Regions from separate parts of the Mus musculus genome. Here regions 2 and 3 are each linked to region 1. Evidence: chromatin loops called from intact Hi-C (ENCODE). Cell type or tissue: left cerebral cortex. All regions are shown on one strand. Each heading gives the region's core, and the rest is flanking DNA. Links, peaks and the distances in the headings are about the cores only. Region 1 has its middle 56 kb from the start of Gm30366. Region 2 overlaps Fstl4 (follistatin-like 4). Region 3 has its middle 46 kb from the start of Hspa4.

Region 1 (10,776 bases), core at 1,767-9,766:
AATTGAAGCAAAAATCTCAACTTTCTCAAACATTCTGGATATTCCTAAGTCCATGCACAGTAAGTAATAAGGAAGCAATTTTTTTTAGATGTGTCAAAGGCTTATTAGGAGTTAAAGAAAGAAAAGCTAAAGTTCTAAAAGTTTTGTCTGAACCCAAGTCATTGGAGAATATGAGGACACACAGGATTTGGGGGCCACACACTGGAGTTTCCAATTCAATAAGTGTGGGGCAGGGGCTAGGAATGTGCCAGTTTAAGGAGACCCAGATGGGGTTAATGAGGCTGGTACTTGAACCTTTGAACACTACTGTTGTTGGCTTCTATCTGATGGTGTTTAGGAGCAAGACACACTAGTGTGATGCGCCCAGAAGGAGGAAATTTATGTCACTACTATGAGGGGAGACCCTGACCCACAGACCCCTCTATCTGTCCCCCACAGGAAGAGGTCTCTAGATAGCGGACACTGCTCCCCTGACTTACATCCAGGGGACATCATACCTTGGGTCTTGGACACAGCTTTTTTGCATACTGAGCCAGGTAACCAAAGAAATGTCATCCAAAAGATGAAAGGCTGTCAGGATAGCAGCCAAGCCAGTGAGTTTCTGCAGCCCTCTGGGAAGTCAGTTAACTAACTGCAGGAAGCAGACATCTGTCCACGCAGTCCTCTCTATCCCAAGACGCCACACCCTGTGGCCCCATGTCACCTGGACAGCTCTCTCTTTTTTCAGCAACACTTCAATCATTCTTTCTTCCTCCCACTGTTTATCTTGTTTTACTATGCCAACTTAGTAAGAAGGACACTGAACCAAGCACAGCGAGGCTAAGTGGTCCATGCCAAGGAAAAGGGGGTACACAAGTGTCACGGGTACAGCTGTGAGACACCCAAATAAAGCTCAGGGGTGTCTAATGTGCAACAGAGACTTTTTCAAACAAGACAGAACAATGGTTGGTGATGTGGGCCCTGAGCCCCCAGAGCTGGATGCAGGTTCTTGCTGGGCTAACCTAGCTCAACCTCTCTGGTCTTTTATTATTCAGAAGGGCAGTGTCAACAACGTATCCAACTAAACCAAATCAAGAAAGGAAGGGAGTATTTTTGTTCATGGTTCATGGGAATGGTCTAGGATGGTAAGAATGTGATTCATCTGCTTACATTGTATCCACATTCAGGAAGCTCAGTGTTGGGCTCAGCTCCCCCCACCCATACCCCAGCCACAGTCATGGTAGATATTCCCCCCTTTCAGTTAAACCTCTCTGGAACAGCCCCCGGGTATGCCCAGAGATATAGCTCCTTAGTGATTTTAAATCCCATCGAGTTGACAATTAAGATTAACAATGACAAGAAGGTAGGCAGGTCTGCCGGGACATCTGCCCTCAAGGTTTGCACTCGTGTGGATCCTTGGCATGTGATGTTTTGGAGTTTGAACTGTTTGACATTTATTGCGCTAACTAACACAGCGTGGCTAGAACCTGACTACAGAGACCTTATGAGGGCTACACAGAATACTACAGGCAGAGTTCCTATACAGAGCATGGCACGCTAGTTTCTCTAGGTACAACCAATTATAATTGCAATAAAGAACACCTGTTTCCCACAAGTGGAAACGCCAATCTGATGGTGTCATTTGGAGTAATACAGAGCTTCAGGGAGAAAGACCCTAGGACCTACATGACAGGCTCCTAATGTTACCATAACAAATGACAGCTGATGTAGTTACTTAAAACAATACAAATATATTCCCTTCAGCACTTAGAATGTCACACGTCCAAAGTGGATTACGCTTGGCTAGAATGACGGATGTTGTGAGTGCAGCCGCATCCTTCCCGAAGGGGACATTGCATCTGCTAGCTCCTTAGGCTGCCCACACTCCTTAACTCACCCTAGCTTCACTCCAAAGCCTCCTGATGCCACATCACCTCTGCCTCTGACACTCCCGTTTCTCTTTAAAAGATCCATACGACTTGACGAGGTCCACCCAAACAGAGCAGCATACTGCGTCAAGAGATTTAAGTTAACCAACTCTGCCAGGTCCTTTGGCACAGGTCAGGATCTAGGCAGAGCTGTGACTTGGCCTATAAGGGTGGTGCCCCCAACCTTATGCTCTGGGCTTTTCTCCAAGCGAAGCATCCTCAACTCCACCAGGGTTCCAGAAAATCCATGCCCTCATCCACGGTTTCCTTCCAATGTTTCCCAATCCCCTGCCACCTAATTCCATAAAAAAAAAAAAAAAAAATCTATGTGAGAGAGAAAATCTTGACACTGTTTTCCCATAGGACTGAATTTAATAAGTGAAGACTTGGATTGTCACACATTTCCTAACACTTCAGGAAAACAAACAGCACTGCCTGCTTCCCCCTGCTAACACCGTTATCGGCATGAAAACCACTTCCTATTTCAGGCAGTGCAAAGTTGCTCACATGAAGAAAGGTGAATTATTCAGTGCAGTGTTTAGCTGCCATTTAATATTTGATCCATTAACATCCTTTGATCCGTTTCCTAACAGTGGGGTGTCCCTGGCTGCCACAGCAGGGTGAACCCAGCTTGCTACTTGGGTGTGTGTATGTGTGCACACGTATGCATAAGCCGACAGAGGCTTGCACACCAAGTGCATCTCTGTGTACATCTGAGACCCCTAGGAAGCACACCAGCACACAAAGGCCACATGTGAGAACACATTGACTCTAATCCTTTGAAGCCGCCTCCCTGAGAGCCCTCACCAGACCCAGCCATCTCCCTGTCACTGTCAGCCCTCCATGGAGTTCAAAGCACAGAGCCTGCATGGCACTGGGCACATCACCTGCTGGGGTGAAAGAAACCGATATCTCAAATCTGGGGTCTCGGGGGAACCTCCAGTTCCAGATCTCCCGTAGGTTTGGACTCAGCACACTGCCTCACCTCCTACCCGAAGCTGCACAGGGACTGTGGAGGAGTTTTGGATCTTAGAGAGAATGTTCTTTGTCCTAAAAAGGGAGTTAATTAATCCCCCTCAGGCGGACTGTCTTCTGCTCTGCCAGTTTATCACTTGATGGAACAGGATGCCTGGATCTCGAGTTTTTGAAATGGGAATTCTGCAAAAGGGGAACACTATGTGTGACTGAGCAGGGAGAAGTATGGCCCCTCTTTATCACACACACATACACACACACACACATCACAGGTTAGACACACAGATATACAGACACACTTGGAGACATATATATGTATGTGTGTATACATATGTGTATATATACATATGCATATATATACACATATGCATATATATGGGGATACATAGACACACACACATAGGCACAGAAACACAGAGATAGATATGCAAATAGACACACATAGGCATAAACACACCCAGAGGCAAATATGCAGATATATAAACACACATAGACACACAGAAAGAGACATAGATACAGATATACATAGAAACACACCAGCTCTGAAGCACAGACACACATATATACCATACACGTATATAGACACAAGCACACATATTGAGTCACAAAATGAGATGAGATACAAAAAATACATAGACACAAATGTAGAAACACAGATGTATACAGATACACATAGATACACAGATGTACAAAGGTACATATATATATACACACAGGCACATATATATGCTGCACACATACGTAAACAGAAACTTGCATATATACACACAGAGACACATATACACAAACAGTTATTCAAATGTACAGAGATGCATAGATACAGCACACACAAGCCCATACTCAGACATATACATGCAGATATATAGACACATACTTATATACATACACACATTCATTACATACATATATTAAGAGACACACAAAGATACAGAGATACAAGGATACGCACACACAGACAAAAATACAAATGTGCACATACACAGATATACATAGGTACATACATGCACAGAGATACATAGGTAGACAGACAGACAGACAGACCCAGGCATCTGGAGAGCTAAGCGCCCTCACAAGGCTTCCGGGCACACACAAGACCTCAGCTCCAGGGTTCTCATTAAAGGAAACAACAGGTTGGGGGAGGTCAAAGGCATCAGATAGAGCAGAACATGGTCATGCCACCCGCACTCTCCTGTCCCTTCTAACAATACCACAGCCGCCAGGACCTGATTAACACAGCCACTGCTGCTTAACAAACTAGACTGGTATGATGGCTGGCACATCTCTGCATCTTCCCACTGGGATGTGAATTTCTGTGTATCTGTTTATTTGTCCCCAACTACAAGAGGCAAGGAGGCTTTTGTTTGTTGGTTATTACTAAAACGCAATCATCGGCCACCTTCTGCATCTGTGATTGATTCAAATAAATCAACTATATTTTTATAGAAAAAAAAAAAACGGACGCCTCATTAAGTCTCTTTGGTCCCACATTCTCAGTAGTAGAGGTGAGTGAGAGACAGTTCCTTGGTACCCATTGTTTTAATTTACAGAGAGCAACTCTGGCGCTGTTTTCAAGGGTTATTGAATTTTCATAGACTATCATCGGCTTCCACATTCCCCTGTGTGATAGAAACCTGAACTCCCAAGGTTTTATGGCCTCCTCTGAGAGCCTCTTTCCTCCAGATTCCTCGAGAAACCAAACCAACCAAGAGAGAAGAGGAAGAATGAAGTTGGCAGAAGGAAGGGAAGAGAGAAGAGGAGGAGGGAAGAGCAAGAGACAGCTCCTGCTGCCCTGGCTGAAGCTATGCCAGGAGCCAGCCCTGCACAGAGGCTTAGAGATCTAGGCTTGGACTCTGTGGCTGTGCTGAGCCCAGCCAAGCTGAGGGGACATGGGGAGGTGTGTCAACTTTTGTGCCAATGGTCCAGCTGCTTTTCTTCACAGAGCCACCTCCCCTTTGGGACAATAAACCCAGAGCCTCTACTTAATGTACCCCGAGAATACCCTTAGTGTGGAGACTCTCAGTGTGAATACTCAGTGTGAATACTCAGTGTGAATACTCAGTGTGAATACTCAGTGTGAAAACAGTCTGAGCAACAGTTCCTTCAACAGAAGGCCCTCTCTACCCTGCCTCCCACTCAAGTCCCAGGTTCCCGTGACCTTCTTGCTGCTGGGACAGCCGACCTGAGCCACATCACATTTCCTGCTGGTTGAAGTGATATCTATCGGTGGTCAGAGAGAATGTATCTCTTTCCCTGTACAGGAAAGAAGAAGCCCAGAGATAAACTCCTTCTGGAGACAAGACCACAAGAAGCTGGTGGCTTCTGCAACTGGGTCACTAACAAATGGAAAGGAATCGAGGAAGTCCCAGCCCCCTGGCACTGCTGATGCATTCATAAACTCACAGTAGCTGTGGATGCTTGACCAAGCCAGTCAGTATTCCAGCATGTATGGGGAAGGGGAGATGAGACCCTACCCTTAGCTGAGGAGCTATTGGCAGCTGATGGCTACCGGGAAAAGAAGAATCATCTTTCTTCAAGGATATGAGCCCCTGTAGGTTCTCCATGCTCCTAGTCTAACCCTGTCTTTCTGGCTACTGGTCCCATAGGTTGAGAGCCTCTGCTCAGCCAGGGGACTGATGCTATCAGCGGTGCCTATAGAAATCAGAACCCCTGTGCCCTAACCCATGGAGCCTATGGTTTAGCAAAAAAAGGGCTTAGCAACAAGGCCGAACTCAGCCTGGGAGTTGGGGCAGGGCCTGGTTGCTTCTCCCTCTGCCCAGTCTGGGGAGAAGAGCAGTGTTGCTACCCTACAGTCTCATGCACACACATGCATGCACACACATATCCCTGAATCTTCAAAGATGTCTTTCAACTTTGTAAAATAATGAAGTTCTATCCCATAAAAATAGCCCATTGGCTTCAATCTGCCATTATATTTTTCCTGGGACCCTGGGTTGAACGTGAGTGTAATCTGTAAGATAATGTAAGCACTAATAATGTTTTCCAGAGATGCATTCTTCAGCCTAACAAATGCAAACTGCTATTAGGAGTGCGTTTGTTAGCATTGATGAGGCCTAGATCACCAGCTTTGGCAGCAAGATGAAAACAGGCTGATTTTTTTCCCCTTCTAAGCTGTTCAGCTTCTGAAAAAAAATTAGCATAATGTGTTGAATGTTCCACACAAGTCTAAATTAGTCTTAAAAACTCCTTTGTGATTCTTCTCCCATTAAAGACTTTAAATATCGTTATCCTTCTTTAATAGAACAATTCATCAATGTAGTCCTCTAAAAGGTAAGCAATAGAGATGGATTAGACAAGGGAGTGTGATATAAAGAACACTCCTGCAGAATTAATATGCTAATACTGTACCAGGCACTTAGTAGGTGCTTAATAAATGGATATTCTTCTATTCATTGACTGAAATTCCTTTGTGTTTACAGAGTCAGTCCTTTTGGTCCTGTTTGAAGATTTTAAAAGACAGGAATGCGTAATCATCATTTTCCATTTTATTTGAGGACTTGGAAGCTCCCAGGAAAAGCTTTTTCTTTCCACACTTGGGCCTCAGACTTTGACATAGCGCCACCTACTGCCAGAGCTTGGCCATCTTCTCTCAAACATCCCCCAAAGCCCTTCAAGAATATTGAGGCATTTGTTTGCCAACATTATAACAGCTGGTACTATGTGGGACAGACCCTACTGTGTGGGATAGACTCTACAGTGTGGGACAGATCCTACTGCGTGGAACAGACCCTACTATGTGGAACGTAGGACCTACTTTGTGAGACAGACACTACTGTGTAGAATAGACCCTACTGTGTGGGACAGACTGTAGGCATTTAAGTATGTCCAATGAACAAGAAACATGACCAGAGATTCAAGAGTAAGTGGGCTGATACCCACCCCAGAAACAGGCACCCTGCATCCATTTTCCTCCTTAAGTAGGCAAAGCTCTCTTTCTCTCTCTCACTCTCTCTCTCATACACACACACACACACACACACACACACACACACACACACAGAGCCCTCAGGCCTCACTTGGCCTTGACTTCCTGGTGTTGGAGCAACAAAGTCTGGCCTCTGGTCATAAGAGCAGCTACAAATTGGAAAGCAAATAAAGACTTGGGCAGGTTCTCAACTCAAGATTGCTCTCCGTACTGCAAACAGGTTGTATCCCCATGTCAACCGGAGATGCAATTAGGCTTATTGATCCAACTGCAAAATGGGCATTGATAAATCAATACAGTGTAGATGCCATAGATAAACCATGCACGTCGTCAGGAGGCACGCGTGTGTGAATGCTTCGATGCGGACTGGTACTGGGGATCTCCCTCCTCAATATGACTGAGAATGCCGAGCCGTTAGGGTGTGCAGCAGCCTGATTTGCCCTAAGTTATTGCTACTCTCTCATTCAGTCCATAAGTAGTTTTTGTATGCCTGGCTGTACACCTGGCCTGGGGACATTGGGACAACTGAGCCTCCCAACTATTCCCAGGGACTCGTGACCTAAGAAAACCTAGCAGAACCGTCTTGTGACGTGGGACATCCTAGTTCAGGAAAGCCTATGTGGTGTGCTTGCTACACAGGCTTTCAACTTTGGTGATGGAAGGGTCCCCTGAGAGAAGCCTTTGTCCTGGGCTCAGCTTTACAGCTGAGAACTCGGAGGTTTGGAGAGCCTTGGGGTGTGGGGACAAAGAGGTGGCTCTGATCAAATATGAGGGCCTGAGCCCTGATCTGGGACATCCATGTAAAAAGCCAGGCACCATGAAAACTCAGCCCTAGAGAGGTAGAGAAGAGAGGACCCTGGAGCTTGCTGGCCAGTGTACCCAACTGGTGGGTGAACTCTAGAGTCGGTGAAAGACCCTGTCTCAAAATTAATGCGAAGGGTCCATGGGGTAGCTCAGTGGGTGAATGTGCCTACCCTCAAGCTGATGACCCGAGTTTGATCCCTTGGACCAACATGGTGAATGAGAAAATTCACTCCTGAAATTTTGTTCTCCATCCTCCATGCAAATACTTTGGTGTGTGCATATGCACACACACACAATAAATAAATAAATAAATAAATAAATAAATAAATAAATAAATAAATAAAATGTTTGTTGACACCATCAATTTACCACTGGCCTACACATATGCACGCGCACACACACACATACACACACACACAGAAGCTGGGTGAATAAACAGATAACAATTTTTGAATGAGATTTGAACCCAGACTGCAAGTTTTAAAACCTATACTCCTCCGTGACAGGGTCTATACGACCAATATCTTGGATCTGATCTTGGAACAAACTTACCTACGAGCACAGACATCATCCCGCCCCAGGGCAGCCAAAAACCCACCAACCACAGAAGAATGGGAGCGTATGAGGGCAGCACTATCTGACCTTAACAGCCCAGGTCTGAGGCAGCCTTTAACAGGCTAGGAGACTGGGTACACTGCCCAGCACCTACCCATCCATGGCCACCATTCCCCTTAGCATTGGTAGCCCAGTGTCATGCAGGCACTATGCACTGGGAGGTCTGGCCCAGATCCCAGGCCCACCACAGGATGTAAAACCAGATTAACTTCAGACCAATTAGGGTGATTTTGTTCCTCCTGTTGATGGATGATTTAGGAAGAAATACAGGACAAAGTTCTGGCCAAGGAGACATTGCTCAGAACCACAAGACTGCTGGAGGAGCAGCCGGGAATGGTCTCTTAGCACTTAAATAGAGATGCACAGACCATTTTCATCCGCCAGGCTGGCAAGACACCAAGAGGCTGAGAACACATTGTGTTTGTGTGGGGAAGCGGGTCCTTTAAATATTGCTGACGGGAGCATGAACTGTGCAGATCCTAGGAAGGGCAATTTGAAGATCGCTGTCAAGGTTACTAATATACATCCCTCTTGCCTGCGTCGTTCCACCTCTGGGAATTTATCCTACAAGAATGCTAACATAGTCGCAGAATTGGTTATAATAGCAGATTGAAAAACAACCTAAATATCTATCAAAAGATGACAGGTTAAACAAATAAGGTTATACCCACAGAATGTAATATGACACAGCTATAAAACCATAGTGAAAGTGCATTTTATACATCAAAATGTTTTGATAGACGATAAAAGCAAAATGTCAGAAAATGCATACAATATGCTATTGTTTGGGAAAATAGGGATAGGACGTACAAAACTATACATTCATATTTTCTTGTACATCACTATGTAAAGAAGTTATAGGAGACTATCAAGCCCAATTTGTGAACAGATAAAAGCAGGAATAAAAGGGACACATTCTGTTATGTGCCTTTTAGATTTGCAAACCTATGTAGATAACACTTACTCAAACAATTAACTATCCTAAAAAGAGAGTGGAGAGGCTGCTCCAGATGGCTTAATCAGAAAGTGCTTACCTTGTGAGCACAGGAGTTGGATCCCCAGAGCCTGCACAGTCAGGCATGATGGCGCAAGCACTTATAACCCCAGAAGTGGAGAAACAGAGACAGGTAGATGCTTACGGCTCAAGGACCAGCTAGACCTCTTTGGGGGAGTTTAAGGCTAATAAGAGATCCAAGAAAAAATGGACAGCTTTCTGGGAACAACCCCTGAGGTTTTCTTCTGTTCTCCATATACTACACAACAGAGAGAGAGACAGAGACAGAGACAGACAGAGATAGACAGAGACAGACAGAGACAGACAGAGACAGAGAGACAGAGAGAGACAGAGACAGAGACAGAGTGAGACAGACATAGACAGACAGAGAGAAAGAGAGAGACAGAGAAAGTGCCAGGCATTGTGGTACACACCTGTAATTCCAGGACTCAAGAAGCAGAGACAGAAAGATTGCCACAAATTCCAAGACATCCTAGTCTACCTACTAAGTTCCAGAATATCCCAGTCTACCTACTAAGTTCCAGGACATCCTGGAGATAAACAGCAAGGGCTTTCATCCTTTCTACCTGAGGGCATTCATTCACATGCAAGAATAGCGGCTAGCAAGAACAGCTGACATCTGCAAGAAAACATATCTTGCTGGACCTAGCAGGGCCACTGCCCACACGAACTTACAGTAGCTATAAACTAGCCAGACAAAATGCTAGCATGGGCAGAGAAGGGCCTTGCAAAGTCCCACCCCTAATTGAGATGCTATTGGCAATTGATAGCTATGGAAAGAAGGGTAGTCAGAGATGTGGTTCCTCACAGACTGCCGGTGTCCGCGTTCCTACATCCATAGACATATAGGCAGCACTAGGTGAATTCAAAGGGATTAAAAAAGAGAGCACGTGATTTGGGGGAAGGGGAGGGAATTCAGGCATAGACAGGAGGAAATTATTTGACCAAAACACACTACATGCATTTATGAGATCCTCAAATGGTAAAATGGAAACCAACCAGTTCAGAAGTAGAGAAGGAGGGAGAAAAAAAAATAAGCATGTGGGCTGGATTAAGTCCCTGCAGATATTTTGTGACCATGAAGGAGATCACCAACCACAGAGTGAGAAACTAGAAACAAAGGGTGGCCTTGGTGGCATGGCTGAGACTCAGTCAAAACTAGACCCTGTCAGGAGAGATAATTCTATGGTTCAAACCATTTGGGTTGGGTTTATACAACAGCGTGTTACCAAGGAAGCAGGAGCCTTGTGAAGAAGATTCTGGAAGCTGGAAAGCAAAGATAGGCCTGAACGCGGCAAGTGAAACCCAATCAGGTACAGCTGAAACCCAACCCTGGGTTTTATTGAGTTAATTCACTCACAGTCTAGAATCCCAGGCATTGAAGACGCGTGTAAGAAGCTAAAGCCATGGTGTCACAGACGCAGAAGGACTGGAAATACACTCTGGTGGCCTGGAGGGTCAGGAGACATAAATGGATATAGTTCCATGTGCACAAATGTGGGGCTGCCATACCTTGT
Region 2 (10,776 bases), core at 1,067-9,066, 510 kb before region 1:
TTGAGGTTTCAAAAGTCCACACCATTTCTAATTAGATCGTCTTATCTGCCTTGTGGCTGTTCTCTCAAGATGTGAGCTCTCAGCTACTGCTCCAAAATCATGCCTGCCTGCCTGCCTGCCTACCTGTCCCTATGTACCACAATAGTCATGGACTCACCCTCTGAAACTGTAGGGCCCCAAAAACTCTTTCTTCTGTAAGTTGTCTTGTCGTGGTGTTTTGTTGCACACACACTCTTAATATATGTGCATATATTTGTGTGTGTGTAAATATAAATATCAAAGGGACTAACGCTTCCCCTCAGCACCTCCTAAAGCCCATTTTTACAGCGAATTAGAAGGAAACTTAATCCAAAGCTAACTCCAGGCTCTGACTTTAACACAAGAAAATGTTATGGTTCCAATGATCATTTCACACCATCTGTATCTGAAAATATTCTTGCTTCAAACCTCAAGTTAAAGAGCATAAATATTATGATTAGTGTCTCTGGGGTTTGCTTTTCAGTCAATAATATATATGTGTGTGTTTCTGTAATAACCCAGCTTTCATGATTTGTGAACTGCCTTTACATTTACCGAGTTTGCTCGCCTGGAGGGGGAACCGAGGCAAGGCAATAAAATTCCAGAGGCAAAGACCCAACTGATGTGATTACAGTTACAGGGAAACAAGAGATGGTTCGTTTAAAAAGCAAAGTTATCTTTACATCATCTAATCACTCGAAGGGAAGACGTTAAAATGAGATCATAGAGGAGCTGGTGTTTCTGATACCCACTTTAATTTCAGGCAGTGAAGAGCAGCAATGTATCACCCTCCAGAAATCCTAAATAAGGTTCCAGAGTAACAGAGGATGTCTCCATCTCTCCTAAGACGGCATCCCCGCCACGCCCCCGTGTCTTCCAATTATCACCACAATGGATACTCCCTGGCACAGGCGAGTTTAATTGCCATCGTATGCTATAATGATTTCTTTTCTCCTAAGGCAAAACTTGGGGGAGTTAAATCATTGAGAATAAAACTGTTCAATAACAATAACGGAATTGAATGTCTACCTTTCCCTTCCCTTGGAGTTTATAAACCTCGAAGGTCTCTGCTGACTAAGAAACCAATTCAGAAATGAGTTAACCGACTCAGAATAAGAACATGGAGTTAGTTAACTTTCCCCGAGTCCCGGATTCTGGAGAGTAAGTCTGAAACCTGACTTCTGACCTCGGATGGCACCAATAAACTTTCTGAGCAGGCAGAATATCCCTATTCTATGGCACTGGCATTTCTTTTTTCTAGATTTTCCCAAGAATTGTTTTTGTATTTGGGATGGAATCTATCCTAGGAGTGGAAGCCTCCTGCCTTTGTGTAGCATTTGAGGATTTTAAGGTTGATGAAATAATTGTGTCATTGTGTCTCTGTGTGTGAGTGTAGAGGCCAGAGGACAACCTCAGGCATTGTTCCCCAGGCACCATCTACCTTGGGATATACTGTCACTATTTTTTAAGGAAAGGTTTCTTATTGATCTGGGTCTCTACAAATTAGGCTTAGCTGGTCAATGAGTCTTAGGATCTGCCTGCCTCTGCCTGTCTAGTGTACTGTGCCTGACTTTTTTTTTTTTTTTTTTTTTTTTAAAGCCTGGGCTCTTCAGATTGAACTCCTACTTGCAAATCAGTGCTTTTCCAACTACAAGAATTCTTGATGGCTATCTACAACTCTCATTGGGGGTCAGGCCTTTTCTCTTATGTGTGGCTCATTACGAAGGTTGGCTGGTCATGTGCTGGTCATGTGCTGGCCATCTTTCAGTAGTTGTCTGCCTCTGCTGGGCTCACATCCCTTTTCTGTTTTGTAGCTGCTCTATCCTTTCTCCACTGTTATTTTCTTGTCTCTGTCCGGTAATCAACAGGGCTCCCTGGAGTGTCTGACAGGGACTTCTTGGCCAAGACTCACAGGTGTCTCCTGCAGGGTTCTCTGCTATTGTTCCTATAAGTATTCATTGAACTTCTTTTTGCAAAACTGAGTTGGGGCAATTATGATGTGGTAGCCACGAGAAAATTCAGAGCTGTTGGTTAAGCATCTCCTTCTAAAATGGTTCCGAGTAGGACAGAGCTCACAGCAGTTTTTCTGCAAAGTTCCAGAATATTTTCAGTAGTTACAATGATTGATTGCTGTTAATACTGAGATGACAAAACCAGAGATGCCAGACTTTCTGAGTGGCACAGGCTATGCCCTCTCACGAGCAAATCGTCATCTGTCCCTGCCCCTCATTTGAAAACTGGTGTGAAAATGTCAATAGCCATTGAAGCCAGAACGGGCTCCAGTTGGACGTGAACACACGGTCCTTTCAGCATGGCTAAATGTAGTTGGAATTTTCCTGGCTTATGACAACTATGAAAACCAACAGAAGAATATATGTTGCTTTGTTCAGAACTTTATCAAAAGTTGTTTACTATTATTGTGTTGCCCGTGGTAACACAGCAGGTGGCCCAGGAACTGCCAACTCAGTGCACCTGTATCGTCTGTGCTTGCATACACAGAGGCATCAGGCTCCATTGTTAGGAATTCTGCAGTGGCTTTGCATCAGGACCTGCCTATCGGACAGCGGCAGCATCTTCCACTAATGGTCCTCACAACAGTATCAGTTAACACATCCTATTTGGAAGAGATACATGGAAGTCTATGCTATCATTTCAGGGCCATAGAGGGGACATTGAATTTGTTCTAAAAAATGGGCATTCCATCTGAAAGAGGATCTGGCTGGGTTCCCAGTCATTGCTTCCAGAAAGATGTTGTGTGTGGGGTGTGCTCATTTGTCCACTTACACACTAGCTAACTAGTCCTCATTAGCCCAATACCCCATTGCATTGAGCAATGGATCATTCTAGATCATTCTGTGGAGCTCACTGACCATCCACTAGGGTTTTACTAAGAGGTCAAGGGCTGAGGTGTCTGCATCTTCAAGCATCACAGGACAGCTTTTCCTGGCTAAAATCTGAAAACTGCCCTTCTGGAAAGCACATGGAAGACACAGGAGGGTATGCGAGGGGGTAGTCATTCTGTACTGGTAGGCCCCGCCGGGACCTCCTTCTGCATCCCCCTGCCTCCACACCTTCTTTTTCCTCAGCAGCTTTTTCTTGGGCCCAGCTGCTTTACAGTCTAAGTCCCATTATCTCGCACTTTTATTTTAACATTACTAATTTCCATGCTTTTAACCTAGCCCCCCCTTTTAATACTCAATTTCAAAATTCATTATGTTTTTTACTCCTTCTTTTTCTATCTTATCTCACGTTTAATGTCTGGGATTTAAAAATCTTGTCTTCTAATTCCTGTTCTCCCGTCTCCTGTTGCTGTCAGCTCTTTAAACCTCATCTGTTTTATTGATTCTCCTCTGGTCTAATGTGTTCCTGCTTTATTTCCATTTGGGGTTTGGGGTCTGCTATATCGTTTTTCAAAGAAGAAAATTACCTCCCTTTATCCCTTTCTCTTTCTAAGTCATCTGGATAGTCCACCGAGAAGTGGAAACGAGCCAGGTGTCAAATGGCCTCCCAGCTAAGCCTGTGGTGGAGAGGGCTGGGACTGGTGCCTTTGCTTGCCTAGGTGGTGTGTCACAGGGAGCAGGGGTCCTGCCCTGGTTGTCCCTGCCCTCACAGGCATCAGGGAACATCCACTGCAGCTGCCGTCAATCTGTTCCTCAGTTTCCCATACCCGCCCCTCCCCCCACCACACCCTCTCCGACTTGGCTATTTCTGAGGATCTTTTCCTGACATGGTGGCTCATAGTGCCCAGTCAGGGCCCCAGATTCTTATGTTTATATTCCAGGTGACTTAATTTTACCCCTTCTGCTCATTCTGCTTATTCCTTGCTGAGACAGGGTTTCATGTAGCTTAGGCTGGCCTTGAATTCCTGACCTTCCTGTCTCTCTAGTGCTGAGACTAGAGACTACTGATCATCCCTGAGGTCAAGTGTTTCTGGAGGCATGAGGTGGGTTGTGAGTAAAGCCTGTTGACTCAAGGCCTGGAACCTCGGGGTGGGGGTGGGGATCACCGAGCGTGTTTCTACTTGACATCGAATCCTCTAGTCAAGGAGACATCAGCTGTGCCGTGCCAAGGGCCTGGCTGCACACTGGCCCTTAGTTAAGGTCCTCCTGTCCAGACTTGAGGTCCCTGTGGGGCTTATCCCATTAGCAGACGTGGGAAATTGGGCAGTTATGAGGCTAGTGTCTAAATGAACCCTGAAGAAGATGCTCCATTTTTTTTTTTTTTTTTTGCCACTTAATTGAATTTGTGGCAGTAAATCTTTGAGTCTTCTCTTAGCATTCAGAATTTCAATTTACTCCATGGATTTTTGTGTTCAACCCCCAGTGAAAATGAGCATTTGTGCCGAAAAGCTTTTAATCAACCCTTCTCAAAATGTCAGTCCCCTTATCTCCAAAGCCCACTGCAATCTTGGGGCCTATGGTTTTAAAAAGAGCTCCCATGTACCGCCTCTCCCTCCCAGCTCCTGGCGTGCTTTATCATGGCTTAATCAGAGTCGTTTCTGACATTCATCCCTCTCCTAATCTTCTCAGATTTCTTCTTAAGGTGAGTTTTCCACTTCAAATCCAGCTTTGTGGACCCATTAATATTCCCTGAAGCCAATGCCCACAGACAAGGACTTGCATGCAGGAACTCTGGCGGTGTGGTGTCCTCTCTCTTAGCACGCAGGTTAATTGTCCAGTCTTTAATTAAATCATTTTCCTTTCACGTTGTTTGTGGAGCTACATGGTAAATTAAGCTGTAAACCTGTCTTTGCTTTATGAGGATGGAGTTTTACACATTCTTGCTTGCTTTTTTTTTCCTCAAAGACTGACTCTCTGTGTGTGTGTGTGTGTGTGTATGTGACCATGCACACATGTGTGAGTATATATCCAGGTGTGCATGTGTGTGAGAGTGTATGTATGCACACATGTGTTTGTGAATATGTGCATGCCTGTTTGTTTGTAGAGAGGCCGGAGAAAGAAATCAGGCATGTTGCTCCATGACTCTCCATTCATTCCTTTGATGCAAGTTTCCCACTGAACTTTGAGCTAGGCTGTTGACCAGCAAACTCCAGCCCCAGAGTTCCTTCTCTTTCCATCCTCCACTGCAGGGAGTGTGGCAGGCAAGCATCCAACCGCACCTGTAGTTAGGTTACCAGGCCTGCACAGAAGGTGTTCTTGCCTACTGAGTCATCTCTCTAGCCAGGCCTTGATTCTCCATCCTCCTGCCTCAGCTTCATAAGTACTTGGGATTATAGGTCTGATCCCCTAGGTGTCTGATCCATCAGGTCTGAGCAAAAGCTAATTTCCAGAAAAATAATTCTTAATAGGAAAGGACACACATTATATGGAAAGAAAGGAATAAAATTTTTGGATTTTCAGTGGCAAACATTTTACTTAGTAATGATTTGGGGAAAGGCTCTTTTCCATACTTTGGGGCAGAGTGTAACTGCCTCTGGAAGCATTCCTAACTGAGATGGTAAACAAGGCAGGCCCTCCCGCTGTCCTGGGAGCAGCCACCAGGGGGCAGCATGTCTCCCACCTACTGATCAGCTAGCTAATCAGCATCCCTGCTGCTCCGACCCTGTGCACCACAGGACAGCCATGTTCTCTCTATCGATTTCTCCCCAGGCCTTGGATTTGGATGAGCCCTAATCAGTGGTGTGGTCTTCAGTCCTTGCTTCTTGATTTGTCAGGAGAGTGAGTTATCTGAGCTGCCGCTCTCTGTGATTTGTAGGTGGGAGAACTTGGCTGCACTGCTGTGACCTTTTCAATATTCTGTTATTAGAGGGGCTGGCCATTTCAACTTCCTCCTGAACAGAGCATCTTCAGAGTGTGCTGAAGAGGAAGAATGGCCAGTTAGTCAGAGCGCTGAAGGCTGAAAAGGTTGCCATGGTGGGTGGGGTGTGGGGGTGCTGACGGTCACCATCTGCCTTGGCATCCTGCAAAATGCAAGGCTCCTGACCCCCAGGGTTCCATGGGACCCACCAAAGCAGTGGATTCAATCCTCAGGTCCCCTTCCTTGCCATGCAGACACTGCCACTGCCAATGTAAACAGGCAACCCAGGTGACTCACTGTGGCCTGCCAGGTCCCACGCCCTCAGGTTCCTTGCTGACGCCTCATCTGCCATTAACTTTCCTATCACTTCCGGTGCTCTAGCCACATTGGCCTGCATCTGCTGCCTTGGACTTGCAGGCTCCTCCCAGTCCTGGGGCCTTTGCATGTGCTAAGCTTTGCTTAGAATCTCTTTCTCCAGGTCTTTGGCCTGGCTGCTTTCCCTTCAGCACATAGCCCAGGCTCCACTGTTGTCTCCTATTCCATACCTCCCTCCTTATGGAAGCAATACTCCACTCGCCTATCTTCCTTTCTCTGGGTACTGTGTGCTTGTGCACAGAGAGGCCAGAGGTCAAGGCCAGGCTTTCATTGATTGCTCTTTCCCTTAAATTTTCAATAGTGCAATAGTGGAGCTCGCTGACCGGCCAACAAACTCCAGAAATTCTCCTATCACGGTTTCCCCATGTTGGTGTTACACTTGGCTTTTTACATGGATGCCGGGGTTCCCAATCCAGTCTTCACGCTTGGGTTATAAGCACTCTGACCATCCTCTCCCCAGCCTTCCTTATAGCTGTTTAGTACCTATCACATTAGTCTCGTCCTCCATGCCTCTACCTCAGCATCTTCACATGCACGCCCCCTGAGGGAAGAGAATGGACTGCAGGTAGATAGCGTCTGCTCTCTGTGTCCGCATGGCTTGGAGCAGCCACAAGGACACAGTGGGTCCTCAGAGTGTTGATGAGTGAAAGTTATGGTGCAGTTGACTGCAAAAGGAGATACTAGTTCCAACTCCTCTCTGGTCACCCAGCAGATGTCCTTCTTCCTGCTTCCCAGGTCACTCCTGTCACCTTCCTAGAGGACCTATTACATATAGCAAGGTGACAAATGCCAGGTGAAACCCAGCACCTAGAATCTAGACTCACTGCAGTGATTCAAAGTATTAGCACATGACTCATACATTAGTTTCTACCCCCCCCCTTGTTTGTTTTATTCAAGACAGGGTTTCTCCATATAACCTTGGCTGTCCTGGAACTCACTCTGTAGACCAGGCTAGCTTCCAACTCACATAGATCTGCTTGCCTCTATCTGAGAGCTGGGATTAAAGGCGTGTGCCACCACTGCCCAGCTTAGAAGTTTCTTACACATATGGCAGGATGATCATTTACAACAGTGCAGCCATCTTCAGGATCCAAATATTGAGCCCAGGACTGCTTAGAAACTCCCCCTGGCTGAAGTTTGGGTGGATGTCCCTACAAAGCGGAATAAAGACGAGTCCACAGCCCTGTCTGGTGCTGTATGGGGTCACAGGTGCTGTTTCTGGAACTGTGTGGAAGATTTGGGCCAGAGGGTCTACCTGCAACCCAGAAGCACACATGGGGACAGCCACAGGGCAGCTTCTCAGTTTTCAAGAGATTTTTGAAAAGTAGCCTTGGGAAAGTTTATGTTTCATTTTATTCCTGTCAGACCCTGGGTTTTAGGGTATCCTAGGAAGGCCATTTCATCACCACAGTGTGCGACATTGTTCCGTCCCACTCTACAGTATGGAGGACCATTTAAACAGCTGCAGCATGTCCAAATTTTCTTTCCTTAGCTCTCCTGCGCCTGGAGGATGAAAGATGCTCAGAAGCATGCGGAGGCAGCGCTCCCCGCCGCTGTGGGGTTTTCTGCTGTCGACCACACCAGAAGTTTAGAATCAAACATCAGGAATGGAGAAAAGGAAAGGAAAGGCAATGGTTTTAAAGAGCCTGCCAAGCTCTGATCCTTGGGAGAGAACAAATCAAACAATCTCACTGGTGACAGGGATAGACCTGAATAGAAACCAAACACAATTTCACATTCCTCTTTGCTGGTCAGCTGGAATGCTGTTATCTGTGCTGTGTTATGGATAAACCCAAGCCCAACAAGCAGGATCAAGATGCTACTTTCTGAGAACTGCAGGAGCCTTTATCCTGCCCTGCCAGCCTTGTCTGGAGCACATTAGCTTCGTCCCATCAGGAATTTGGCGTTTTGACGCTGGCTCCTTGGAAGTGACTTTAAGCCTGGATATGTGTTCCCTGGTAAGATCACCTTTGTTGATCTTTGAGGTTTGGGCCATGCCACCTAGTTTTATTACACTTACAGTGTGATTATGGTGGAACACACATAGCAGGTAATACTAGCCCCATCTCTGACTGGGCTAGAGATTTGGTGTGTCTAGAGTCAGTCAGTTGATCTCCAATACAGTTTTCGAATACCTAGGCTCAGCTAAGCTTTCCTGGCTGGCACTGACCCGTGCATACTGGAGTCTTCTGTGGGTGGACTCAAATACTCCCAGTGACTGTCTGTAACTGGAAGTACCAAACTGTGTGTGCAAGCATTGCTGAACTGTGGCAGTCATTCTGAATGCTGAGGTAACTACTTATCAGGCAGGTGACATATATATATATGTATGTATATGTTTATATACATATACATACATACACACATATATATACATACTTCGGAGCTGCGGGACAAAGGGCTGGCATACATACTGAGTGTGATGCAGCAGGATGGTGTGAGGGTTACCATGCTACAAAAATGATGTAATTCTGGAGTTTTCTACAGCTTCCGAAGTTGGCTTTCAGTATATGAAATAGTGGGAGTTGAGGGCCGGGCAAGCTCAGGGGTGACCGTATTATCACGTACCATTACCAGAAGGAGAAAGTACCCTATGTACAACACACTCAAACTCTTGCACCCCGGCTGGGAAGCTTCTCTTCTCTGCTGTTTCTCTAGCATGTGCTAACGTGCCTGGATCTTGTGACATGGATTCAACTCAGGTCCTCCTGCTTACAAGGCAAGGACTTTGCCAACTGAGCCATGTCCCCAGCCCCTGTCTGGCCCATTGGAATTGCTCTTTTTATTTTTATTTTTTATTATTTTTAACCAAGAGAAGATCACTTGGCAGGCCAAGAGCTTTCTTGTGAAGGGGGATTTTCCAGCAGATGGATTCAGTTCTCATGGTGAGAAAAGTCAGTCTTGAGCCAAGATTGGTGGCTACCCCTGCTGGTGAGGGCAGGAAGCTATAGAGGCTGGCTTCTAGGATTGGCTTGGGTTCTGTACCCGCACATGGCCTGCCTCCAAAGCCATCCAAGGTAGCTCTTACTGTGCTCCTGTTAATCTCTTTGGATCTTTCAAAGTTCAGGATTCAGTTGGCATTTAGACTTGGCTCAAGGGAGTCAAGCCTTGTAATAAAGCAAGGAGCTCATTATTCAACGGCTGCTCTTTGCAATGGTATATCTTGCTAATCACCGAAGGCACATGGTCCTCTAGTTAATCACTGCCTGGACTCTCGGCTCCTCATAGGACCTTGGCTGAGATTCACATGGAGACGCCTAATGCCTAGCAGGGTCACAGAATACTACAACAGCAGGGGACTGAGAGGAAGGCAGGCTGACCCTGTGACTATGCAGGACAGAGGGAGGACACCCAGCAGGAAGTCGGTTTTGAGTCACAACCCAATGAGATCAGAATTCCAGGACATGGTACCCAGCCTCTTCATTCCCTGACCTACTTTGTTCTCTGTAAGATCTCCGTGTAAGACAGGCCCCATCTTGACTGGTGAGAGCCTGCTATATGGTATGTGTTTAGAAACCCCAGCCAGCACCCTAGGACCATACCCTTGTGATATTTATTTTTCTGTTTCAAATCTGTCATTGGGTCATTTGTCACCACCAGGGCTTAGATCAATTAACCTGGAAGAGTTCCACAGTTGAGACATTTCCTGGTGGTGGCAAAACCACAGGCCAGAGTCAGTGAGGTGGCTCAGTGGGTAAAGAGCTTGCTGCCAAACCTGATTACCTGGGCTCCATCCCTGGGATCCACATGGTAGAGGAAGAGAAGGAACTCTCAGAAGCTGTATTCTGGCTTACACACACACACACACACACACACACACTGTGGTATACACATAAATAAAAATATGATATAAATGTAAAGATATAACCAGTTATATCTCTTTATTTTAAGATTGAATTTCAAGTATTCCAGAATGGTATCAAACTCTGTAGCTGAAGAGGACCTTGAACTTATCTTCCTGTCTCTGTTTCGCTAGTGATGGGGCTATGGGCATGTAGCATCATGCCTGGTTTATGCAGTTCTGGGGTTCAAACCCAAGGCTTTGTGAATGCTAGGCAACTACTTTACCAACTACATCCTCAGGAGAGTCAGGTTTTAATGCTCCTTTGCTTAGCCAAGGTCACCATCTTCCCTTTTCTGGAAGCTTTCTGGTCACTCCAACTTTGACTGACTATCTTTTGATTCGGTACTGCGCATTTAGTCAGAGCTTGATACTCCTGATTATGTCCTGACACAGGGGTTCTCCAGGGCAGAGGAGGAACCAGGTGCTGCCCTGTGTTCCCAGCTGAGAGGCTCAGGCAAAGTATGTAGGATGATGGTGGCAGAAGGCATAGTTAGGAGGCTGAGCAGTGAGGGATACTCAGAGGAAGAGAAGACCTGTCCCAGCTCAGAAGAGAAAAAGGCAGGAGATGATTACAACCAGTCAGCCTGATGGTGGGACTGCATAGCCCTGCTTTCCAGGGCAGCCATGCAGAGCAGAGCCCTAGGATGGCTGGTCTGCAGGCAGCCCCAGGCTTGGCCTCTCTTGCCCTTCAATTGCAGATGTACCCTCTGAGACGAAATGGTGCTAGAAGAGGCAAGAGCCAGAGGTGGGAACTGCCGCCCAGGACGTGAGCACGGGGCTCA
Region 3 (10,776 bases), core at 1,206-9,205, 730 kb before region 1:
GTTCTTGGTATAGTAATCTTCTGCGAGGCTGGCCTTTAGATTTGATGGTAGAAGGTAGATGGCACAGAGTATTAACATAAGTGCCAGGACTGAGTAGGGCCAGAATCTGCTAGGAACTGATGCCTGGCTAGTTGGGGACATGCCCTGTGGTGAGGCAATAGGGTTGAAGTAGTGAGCCCTTTACTGCCATGGCATGGGTCCTATGTAGGGAGAAGTCAGACGCTGGTTGGTTGAAACTCACCTTTATGGACCATGCTGGCCTCAGATTCAGATCTGCTTGCTGCTGCCTCCCCAGGGTGGGATTAAAGGTATGTATTGCCACACCCAGCCTCAGGTCATGCCTTGGGCTATGCTTTTTGGAGAGGTTGGGGTGGGCCTGGCCATAGCTGTTCTACGGCATCGGGTGGCATGGTCAGCAGTGCCCCTGCGTGGGGCTGTGGGGACTGTGAGGGTGGGAGTAAAGCAATGACTGATGTCAAATTGTCCACTGCGGTCACTTTGCTCTGTGTGTGTGTGTGTGTGTGTGTGTGTGTGTGTGTGTGTGTGTGTGTGTGTGTGTGTGTGTGTGTGTGTGTGTGTGTGTGTGTAAAACCCTGTCAGAATCTGGAGGCATGAAGAACCAGGTGACTTGTGTAAGGAAAGTGGTAGAAAGGGCCTGGGTGACTACTTAGATCTGTTTACCAGTGGCTGAGTTTTACAAGGAGCCAAGATGTACCTGAAGGAGGGGGAAGGATTTCAGTGTGGCTCCAGCTTATGCCTATGGTGAAAAACTGGCAGTTGCTTTTAGGGGAATAAGTGACAAGGCAAGAAGTGGCAGGTTAGAAGTCTGGTTGACTTTTCATTGTCTCATTGCTGAAGATGAAACCTAAGGCTCACACATAGCAGGCAAGTGCTCTACTGTAAGCCACATTTTATCCTCAAGCTCATCTCCCTTCCCTGCCTGTCTCCCGAGTGGCTGGGATTAAAGCCACAATGCTTGACCTAAAATTGTTTTAAACAGAATGGCATGGGAGACAGAGGCAGATGGATCTCAAGACCACTCTGGTCTGTGCAGTGAGTTTCAGGTCAGCCAAGGGCACAGTGATAACCTTGTCTCGGCAAAACAAGCAAAAACAAAAGTGAAGAGAAAGACCCTGAGCTGGAGTTACAGCTTAGTTGGAGCCAGCATGATGGTGCATGTCTGTAATCGCAGCGCTCATGGAGTAGAGAGTGGAAGGATGGAGGATCACAGTTCAGGATCTGCCTATGTGTGTGTGAGTTTGAGGCTGGTCTGCACTACAGTGGGATGCTCCAGAATAAGTAAGCAATGGATAAATGACTTTAAGGCCTTAATTCTAAAATAGATGTGGAACTTTAGGTCTGTTGGGGTCATGGTAGGTCAGCTGCTGGTTGTAAAGGTTGTAGAGGATAGAGAAAACTGTTGTAGTTCCAGGTAGCTGTGGAAGGAATCCTCAGGGCTGGGGCTGTCCTGGATATATTTAGAAGTGTCCAGAAAGGAAGTAGAACCTTCTAGAACAGAAGGTTGGGAAGAGGGAGTTCAACCATGAGAAATGGAATGGCTAGTAGGTCTAGATGCTTCAGGAGTGTTCCAGAAGGTGGGAGCTGGTTGAGCCCCTAAGGAGCTTGGGTTCAGAGAACCCACGAGTTCCCAGGCACTCTCAGCCTGCTGGAAACGGGATCAGTTGGCAGGCTGGGCGGTGTCCTGTGCCCATGGTCTAGAATTAAATGAGGATGGTTCTCACCACTCTTCTTCACTCATGGTTTGCCAGTACATTTCTTGGATGGCTCTGGCTGGGGACAAGCCCAGGACATGACCCTCACAGACCTGAAACACAACTGCCCTTGTGCACTGGATGCTGCTGTTTGAAGCAGAGGCTGCTGTAAGAACTGTAAGAAGGAGGGGTGTGCGGAATCTGAGGCCAGCATGGTCCATAAAGGTAAGTTTCAACCAACCAGCGTCTGACTTCTCCCTACATAGGACCCATGCCATGGCAGTAAAGGGCTCACTACTTCAACCCTATTGCCTCACCACAGGGCATGTATCCACTAGCCAGGCATCAGCCCAGGAAGCAAGACAGAAAGCAGGAAGGTGTGCTTTTCTGGGGGATCAGGGAAAGAAGGGACCTAGGCAATGTTAACAATACAGACATGCTTCCCAGATCTGTGCAATACCCAAGGGCAATCACGGGCTGGCCATAACCTTGCTGTCCAGTTCTGGCGCATGCATTCAGGAAGAGAGAATAGAGGGATATTTGCTTCCAGTTACTCAGTGGGATTTGCAAAATTCAAGTCCAACACTCAGAGTCAGACACTATAGAAAGCTGTATTTGTCTTGGGCCCTTTCATGAGCTGTGCAGAGACTTAAATCCATACAGGGCTGGGTGCCTGTTAAAAATTTGGAGTCCTGGATCAATGGAGGAAGAGAGAGCAGCACGACTGCTTTTCTTATCTCCAGTTAGCAGGCTTTTTTCCACCACTGCTGCAGGACTCACATTGTTCTGCTTTGTTTTCTACCTGAACTAAAAAACTTACTTTAAAATTGGGATTGGAAAGACAGCTCAGCAGTTAAGAGTGCTTGCTGATCTTGCAGAGGACTGAGTTCAGCTCTCAGTGCTCATAATGGGCCGTCTGTAATTCCAGCTCCAGAGAATTGGAAACCTCTGGTCTCTGCAGGCAACTGCATTTGCTTGCACATACACACACACTTAAAAATGATAAATCTTAAAACCCCTCCTTATACTTTAAAGCAATATCAGCCTACTATTTGTTTGGCTAGTGCTTGCAGAGGGGAAGCTGTGGCTCAGCTCCCAGGACAAACACTAGTCAGATATTTGCAGGGTGAGCTGGATCAGAAGGCGTATCCAGCTCAAGGGCATCTGTTAGCTATTCCAGTGGAAGGAGTATTACTGTGTATTACTTTTATTGTTGTTGTTGTTGTTGTTGCTCATACAAGTACCTAACAAAAGCAATACAATTAAGGAAGGACTTTGATGGCTCACAGTTTGAGGGCACAAGTCCATCCTGGTGCGGGTGGGGTGATGAGAGCATGCAGGAAGCAGAGCTGAGTCATGGGTCACCCCACTCTGCCCCCTTTCCGTTCAGTTCAGGGCCCTGGCCCATGGCATGGTTCTGCTTGCTCTGGGGCAGGTCTTCCCTCTTGAGTTAAACCTCAGGGAAATATTTTCACAGGTACATATTGGTGTGCCTCCTAGGGGGTTCTAAATTCCGTTAGGTTGATAATCAAGAGTAGCTTTCACAGGAGGTTTTATAGTATCTGAAACATCAAGAGGCCCATGCAGTGGTCTGGAAAGGCCCTTGCTTGAGTGATGGGCCTTGCCTCTGTGCCTGGTCTCTCAATGAAGCAGCGACTGGAGTCCAGGTGCCTCTCCGTGACTAAAGAGATGCGGTATTTTCAATGGCGACAAGAATAGCCACCAGTGCTCTGGGACTCACTCCACAACTCCCCTTTCTGGATGGGGAAAGGGTCAAAGCTGGTGCTCGTTATAAGCTCAGTAGCATAGCTGACTTCTGGAGAGCCACGTGTCTGCCATAGTGGATGAGGACTTTCAAAAAGCCACCCTCAACATGGTGTTACCATAGTCGCTTCAAATCTGTGGGGAAACCCACCTAAGACCCTTCGAACCTGTGGTGGTGCTAAATCCTATGTATATTAGATTTTCTCCTATACGTACCTTTGATAAAATTCAGTGCATAAGTTAGGGAGGGTAAATCAGATGTGATTTCACATGCCTATAGTCTCAGCTATAGGCAGACTGAAGGGCAGGGGATCAGGCATTCAAGGTCACGGTAGTTCCTTAGTAAGTTCTAGGCCAGCCTGGAATCTATACGGCTTTATTTCAGGGGGAAAGAAAGGGCGGTAAGAGATGAACAGTACTGAGAGAATGTTGAGATGTTCTGTCTTGTATATAATAGACACTATAGGCTGTACTATATAGTGTACTAGTATGCTGTATATTAGTGGAGTACAGAGCACACAAGGCTGGGCAAAGGGATGGGTGGTATCCTAGGAAGAATTGAGCCATATAACATGAGGTTTCTGCACACTATTGAGGGTAGTATGTAATTTAAAATTCACGAGTTATTTCTGGAAATTTCCACTTAATGCCTTCAGATCATGGCTAACTGTAGGGAACTAAAACAGGAAGTCAAGGCCGTGGATGAAGGGGCCTACTGGTTTTGAAGTAGCTCTCATTTCTTTTGTAAAGCTTTATTCCATCTATTTATTTTGTGTGTGCACTGCACACTTGTGAGGGCCAGATACACGTTTTAGGAGTCAGTTCTCTCCTTCCACCATGTAAGGTGTAGAAATTGAACCCAGGTCCTCAGATTTGGGGCAGGTCCGCTCGTCATCTCACCAAACCCAGTTCTCATTTCTTAAGTTTCTTCTCCAGCCAGCTCTGGTCTTCTGCGAGCTGCAATGCCAATGCTGCCACATGGGGGCGCCATCGTTCTTTCTTTGTTATGGTAGGTTGTTGCCAAGCAGGTCAGAATCAGCACACCATTCAGACTTCAGGTTTGGAGAAATTTGGAGAAGAGAAGGTGGCTCCTCCATCTTTGGGTTAGTGAAGTAAAGCCAAATCAGTCTGGTTCCACACAACAGCTAGACGTGAGAGTGTTAGTCACTAATCTGTTGTGTTGTGATGTTTCATCCTCACCGTCAACCTGACGGCTTAGAATCACCTAGGAGACACACCTCAGAGTGCCTGTGAAATTGTTATCAGAGATGTTCACCTAGAGAAGGAAGAGCTCCCCTAAATGTGGGTGGCACCACCCCATGGGTCTGGAGTGAATTAAAAAACCAGCAAGTTGAAGGCTGGAGAGATGGCTCAGCAGTTAAGAGCCCTGGCTGTTCTTTCCTGAGGATCTGGGTTCCAGTCCTAGCTCCCACACAGTGGCTCACAGCCATCTGTAGTTCCAGTTTCAAGGGATCCAGTGCCCTCTTCTGGCCTCTGTGGGCACTGCACACATGTCATGTAGACATAGACAGGCAAAAACACCCACATACATAAAAATAATAAAGACATGTTAAAAAAATGGAAAAATGCAGATCGTGGAGACTGGGGAGTGTGGTTCAGTTGGTTAAAATGCTCGCTGTGCAAGGACGAGGAGCTGAGTTCAATCTGCAGAACCTGTGTAAAAAGCCAGATGTGGCGGTGAACACCTATATCTTAGTGCTGTGGTGGCAGAGGCAGCAGATCCTGGGGCTTGTTGCCCAGCAGCCTAGCCCATTTGCCACGCCCTGGGCCTCAGAGAGAGAATGTGAGTTGAAAACCAAGGAGGATACCTCCTCAGGAAAAAATAGTACCCAAGGTTGACCTGTGGCTTCCACGTATGCATGCAATTCCCCACCAGGATGGGCAGCGCCCTTAACCAAACCAACCCTTCCTTCCAGAAGTTGCTTCTGTCAAGTACTTGGATGCAAGTAACTAAGACACACCTAGAGATCTGACCACTAAAGTGTGGTGTTACTGGGTAATAACGAAGACTCTTGCACTGATGTTAACCTGGGGTAGACACTAGGGTAAACACTGAAGAGTCATGGGATAGACAGACACTGGGGTGGACAGACACTGGAGTGGGTAGACAGACACTGGGGTGGGTGGACAGACACTGGGGTGGGTAGACAGACACTAGGGTGGACAGACACTGGTGTGGACAGACACTGGGGTAGTCAGACACTGGGATAGACAGACACTGGGGTGGACAGACACTGGGGTGGGTAGACAGACACTAGGGTGGACAGACACTGGGGTGGACAGACACTGGAGTGGGTAGACAGACACTGGGGTGGGTAGACAGACACTGGGGTGGACAGACACTAGGGTGGGTAGACAGACACTGGGATAGACAGACACTGGGGTAGACAGACACTGGAGTGGGTAGACAGACAGCAAGCAGCATATACAGACACCAATATACCAGGGTTGACAGAGACTGGCATAGACATTTATGCTACCTGGAATCAGCCTGAAACCCTCCCCTGTCTCAGCAGGTCCCAGGCAGTCCCGAGCTTCCACAGCTTCAGGAGAACCTTCCTTCCTGTCTCTAGCAAGCCAGGGTAAGTCCTGAGAGGGCCCAGCAACTGCAGAACCCTCCCCCTGGGAGAAGTGGCTGTTAGCCTCTGGGCTGGAGTTGAGCTACTTTCTGTTCCTTCTGTGACACAGGACTCTATCCCAGGGCTTCACGTGCACTAGCTAAGAACCTTTACCAACTGAGGTACAGGCTAGCCATTTTATTTATTTTGAGACTGGGTCTCATGTAACCCAGGCTGGCTTCAAACTTGAACTCAGATCCACTAGAGGACTTTGAACTCAATCTGCCTCTATGTCCTAAGTGTTGGGATCCTAGTTATGCACTACTCTGCCCAGTTTATGTTGTGCTGGGGACTGAACCCACGGCTTCATCATTGCTGGGTTAGCAGCCCTACCACCTGAACTACCTTTGCCGCCCCAGTTGTCCTTTCTAACCGAGCCTGTCGTCTCCAGCGTTCTGACTCAGGTACATACATAGTAAGCCATCCCTCCCTCAAACTAGAGAATGGCTCTCTGGCATGAGGGATCCTGGCTGCTCAGGGGCTGTTCCTGGGTCAGCTGGCCACGCCACACCATTTCCATTAGTTCAGATCCAGCTTCAGCCTGCTCTATACAGCTTTCACAGATGCTTTCGAAAGGAGCCCTAAATCAGAGCCAACTCATCAAGTGGCTCTGACTATTAACAAAATTGCTTCCTGCTAATTTGAGTTTACAAAATAAATGGCTCCTGACAATCTGGCAGGGCTGCGTGGCGGGCACCCCACCCACCATGTGCTTTGGGTACAGGACAGGGCATCCACAGGGGAACAGGGGAGCTCTGGCCCAAATGCCATGGCAACCGTCAGAGAGGACTTGGGGCTATCACAGATAGATAGGCTGAATTATTTGCTGGGTTTGTTCATCACTCCGAGGAGTCTGGGATGCTGCACTGGCCTAGCAACATGGTTACTACAGGGCCTGCAGCTGCTATTATGCAGCTCTTTGTCTAGCTGGGCCTGCAAATAAGTGGATAATGAACAGTCATCAGGCAGAGAGGGACAGTGCGGCCCAGACAGCTGAGCCTGGAGCTGAGAGAGGCACAATGGAAAGAGAGGGCTGGGGGACAGCTTGACCCCAGGCATGCAGGGAGCAAGGGGCAGCACTGTGGGGTAGAAAAGAATCCAGGGCAGAGGTCAGTCAGGTCAGATACTGGCAAGAGCTTGAAGTTCAGAGCCATAAAAACCTTGTCCAGTGGGAAGATGGCTTAGGTGGTAAAGTGCTTGTCACATACGCATGAAGACCAGAGTTCAATCCCCACCCAGCATCTATTTTAAAAACTGCCTGTCTTGGTGATATATGCTCCTAATCCCGGTGCTGAGAAGGTGGAGATATTCATCCCCTGGGCCTTGATGGCTGAATCAGTTGTGCTCCAGGCATGATTCTCCAAAACAAGTGGGTGCCTCCTGTGGTAGCCCCCCAAAGGGGTAGCATTATTAGGAGGTGTGGCCTTGTTGGAGTAGGTGTGGCCTTGTTGGAGGAAGTGTGTCACTGTAGGAGGCGGGCTTTGAAGTCTTATATAAGTTCAAGTCTCATGCAGTGAGACAGTCTCCTTTTGCTGTCTGGCCCCAGCTCCATGTCTACCTGCACACCACCATGCTTCCTGTTACAATGGACTAAGCCTCTGAAACTGTAAGCCAGTCCCAGTTAAAGGTTGTCCTTTATAAGAGTTGCCACGATCATGGCGTCTCTTCACAGCAATGAAACCCCAACTGAGACACCTCCTGAGGGAGGGAGGCCACCTGAGGGTGACCTCTGACCTCCACGTGCCCTCTCTACCCAGTCTGAGACAGGGTCATCCCCACTGTTCACTCCAGTGCAAGCATTACCTGGCCCTTGCGTTTCCATCTTGCCACAGGAATGCTGGGAGGAGAGAGGACCATGTCCAGCTTTTCTGTGGGGTCTGGGGATCTGAACTCATGCCTTTATACGTGCACGGTAAGCCCTTTGCGCACGGAGCCACCTCTCTAGCCTTTATAGTTTGCTTCTACAAAGTCTCATATAGCCAAGGCTGTCCTTGAACTCTTGATATTCCTGCCTCAGCCTCCCCAGTGCTGTGATACCTGAATTTGGGTTCTGGAAGGCTGGCGAGGGGGTGGCAGTCTGATGGCATGTGGTGGTCTGATGGCATGTGCCACACAAAGTATAAAGTGTAAAGGCAGCAACTGGTGACTCCCTTTTCCTCCATGCCAGGACTGGGGTCTTTAGAATGATCCCGAGTGGCCCGTCCTCTGATGCACCTTGAACCAGGGACTGGAAGTGTGTTTTTCTGCATGGTGCGATGGGTAATTACCAGCACACCAACACTGAAACGCAGCCTTGGCTCGAGGAACGAACACAAAATGGCAAGAGCAGAGTTTCCGTCGTAGACCTCCCGCACTTAACATTTATGAGTGCCCATAAAAGGCAAGGTTGGAATTGTATCTGCAGTTCCCAAGCACACGCCATCATTTTACACACTCTAACATCTGTTTTAAGATCACAGCAGAGAGTGTTGGGTAATTGGCTTCCTTTTGTCCTGGGCCCATCGGTTAGGCCCCATCAACTCGATTATAAATTCTCAGGGATTTACCAGTAAACAGCATTTGGGGAGCCCGATACTGTCATTCTGCAGCTCGGGTTCGCAAAGAGGCTAAGAGTGGGTTTATTGGTGCTTCCCTGCGCAGCCGCAGGGCCACAGCTGCAGCCTGAGACACAGGCTCTGCTGGGAAGCCCCAGACCCAGGGTGAGGTGGTAGCAAAAAAGAAAAGCTTCTGTGTTCTGTGCCTCAGTTTCCTCCTGTGTAAAATGCAGCTGGTGATGGTTGTCCTAATTCCCTAGGGGCAACTTGAAGCCAGGGCACAGAGCATGTTTAGCATTGTCTGGCTATCATGGAGAGACTCCTACAGGGGGACACTGCTCCTAGGGAAGCAAAGAGACAAAGACAAGCTCTTCAGATGGCCGTTCATAGGGGCACAGGGCAGGGGTCCTAGAGGCATAGATGGCTGACCGAAGGTTCCAAAGGTCTCCTTCCTGGAGGCAGCTGTGAGGGCGGGCCACACTGTGAGATAAGATGCAGAGATCCATAGCAAGGCCTAGTAAAGGCGGGGAGCCGGGATGGGGGTTGGTGGGGGGTGTGTGTGGCCATGACAGGCATTTCTCCTGGACTGGGGCGCTGGCATCCTTCTTGTGTTCATGAGCTGGGTAGTCCCAGTAGAAGGGGATAGCAGGAACCCAACAGGTCTTCCGGCCCAGGCTCTGGAAGAAGGAACAATGTTCTGAGCTTTCTCTTTGGGTCTAGTGACCTTAGTTCAGCCCGTCTGGTTTCTTGCTGGCCAGGGCCAGCTTTCCTCATAGGGTCTGGAAGTTCCAGCCTGGCCCCTCTGGGAGGGCTTTTCTAGAGAGGGGTAATGAATGGGTTCCCAGAGAGCAGACAGACTGCAGTAAGATAGTCCCTGGGGCCCAGCCCTGGAGTCTGACACAAATTTTCCAGACCTAAGCGTCCCAGCTTGGAGCCATAGGTGATAACCAAGTCTAGCGAAAACTAACCCAGGCAGGCAGCGGCTGTCAGGCAGAGCTCTGCACCTGGCACTTACCCCTGCAGGATCTAGGGAGTACTGTGGAGCTGTCTGCTCTTTTGTTAAGTAAGACCAGAAGTTGGCATTCAGCTCTACTGTAGCAGTGGCTGAATGCTTGCCCAGCGTGTGTGAGGCCGGGGGATCTCTCCCTAGTACAAGTCAAAACAGAAAAGAGAGAAAAAAAAATCTTGTTACTGCTTTTACCAGTTCCTTGCACCTGTGGAAGAGGCTGGGTTTGAAATGGACCCTGCCTAAGTCACTCACTCCTTTTTTTTTTTTTAAAGACTTCTTCTTTTTTTTTTTTAATATTTATTTATTATATGTAAGTACACTGTAGCTGTCCTCAGACACTCCAGAAGAGGGAGTCAGATCACGTTACGGATGGTTGTGAGCCACCATGTGGTTGCTGGGATTTGAACTCCGGACACTTCGGAAGAGCAGTCGGGTGCTCTTACCCACTGAGCCATCTCACCAGCCCCAGTCTCTCACTCCTAAGTCTGCATTTTTTTGAGACAGAGCCTCAATAAGTAGCCCAGGCTAGCCTTGAGTTCACCCTGTCATCCAGACAGGCTTTGAACTCGCCATTCTTTTGCCTGAACCTCTTGAGTACCTGGGATCGTAAGCATGAGCCACCATCCTGGCAGGAGGGCTGTTCCTGTCCTCTTTACTTGCTGTGTGACATTAGGCGAGTTATTTAACCGCCTGAGTCTCACGTGTAAATGCAATCAAGGGATTTAATGAGTTAACGGCTATAAAATGCTGAGACTGGGCCTGTCAGAAAGCTTAGTGCTCGGTGTGTGTGGTGCACAGACATACACGCAGGCCAACACCACATATAAAAGTGAACAAATCTCTAAGAACGAGAGCAAGAGCAAGACACCACACACACACACACACACACACACACACACACACACACACACAGAGTGAAGGGGGAGGGAGGGGAAGAGAGAGGAGGGAGGGGTAGGGGGCGAGGAAGAGGAGGAAGGAAAGGGAGAGGGAGAGGATACTTTCAAAATAAGCTAGTTCCATGTCTGGGGAGATTGTTCAGCAGTTAATTTTGATTCCCAGCACCCACATGGCAGCTCACATGTCTGTCTGTAACTCCAGTTCCAGGGGATCCGATGCCC

The links. A loop is a pair of places that touch in the nucleus more often than their neighbours do. Peaks named below come from ENCODE experiments on the same cell type or tissue, not always from the same donor. Only the 100,000 strongest peaks of a DNase experiment are listed, where the experiment ranks them.
Region 2: it touches region 1 in a loop (3-fold over the local background); 9 of 42 quality-filtered maps call a loop at or near these places.
Region 3: it touches region 1 in a loop (10-fold over the local background); 13 of 42 quality-filtered maps call a loop at or near these places.

Annotation. Positions count from the first base shown.
Region 1 is chr11:52,517,802-52,528,577 of GRCm38, reverse strand. No RefSeq gene overlaps it. Among named protein-coding and RNA genes, the nearest start is that of Gm30366, 56 kb to the left of the region's middle. In left cerebral cortex, for the core only: a CTCF peak has its summit at 6,463 (motif pointing left); DNase peaks (open chromatin) are centred at 5,290, 5,946, 6,461, 8,571 and 1 more place; H3K27ac peaks cover 879 bases.
Region 2 is chr11:53,027,300-53,038,075 of GRCm38, reverse strand. All of the region lies in intron 4 of Fstl4 (follistatin-like 4), which reads right to left. Among named protein-coding and RNA genes, the nearest start is that of Gm11186, 87 kb to the left of the region's middle. In left cerebral cortex, for the core only: a CTCF peak has its summit at 5,509 (motif pointing right); a DNase peak (open chromatin) is centred at 5,517.
Region 3 is chr11:53,248,805-53,259,580 of GRCm38, reverse strand. No RefSeq gene overlaps it. Among named protein-coding and RNA genes, the nearest start is that of Hspa4, 46 kb to the left of the region's middle. In left cerebral cortex, for the core only: CTCF peaks have their summits at 4,456 (motif pointing right) and 5,009 (motif pointing left); a DNase peak (open chromatin) is centred at 4,457.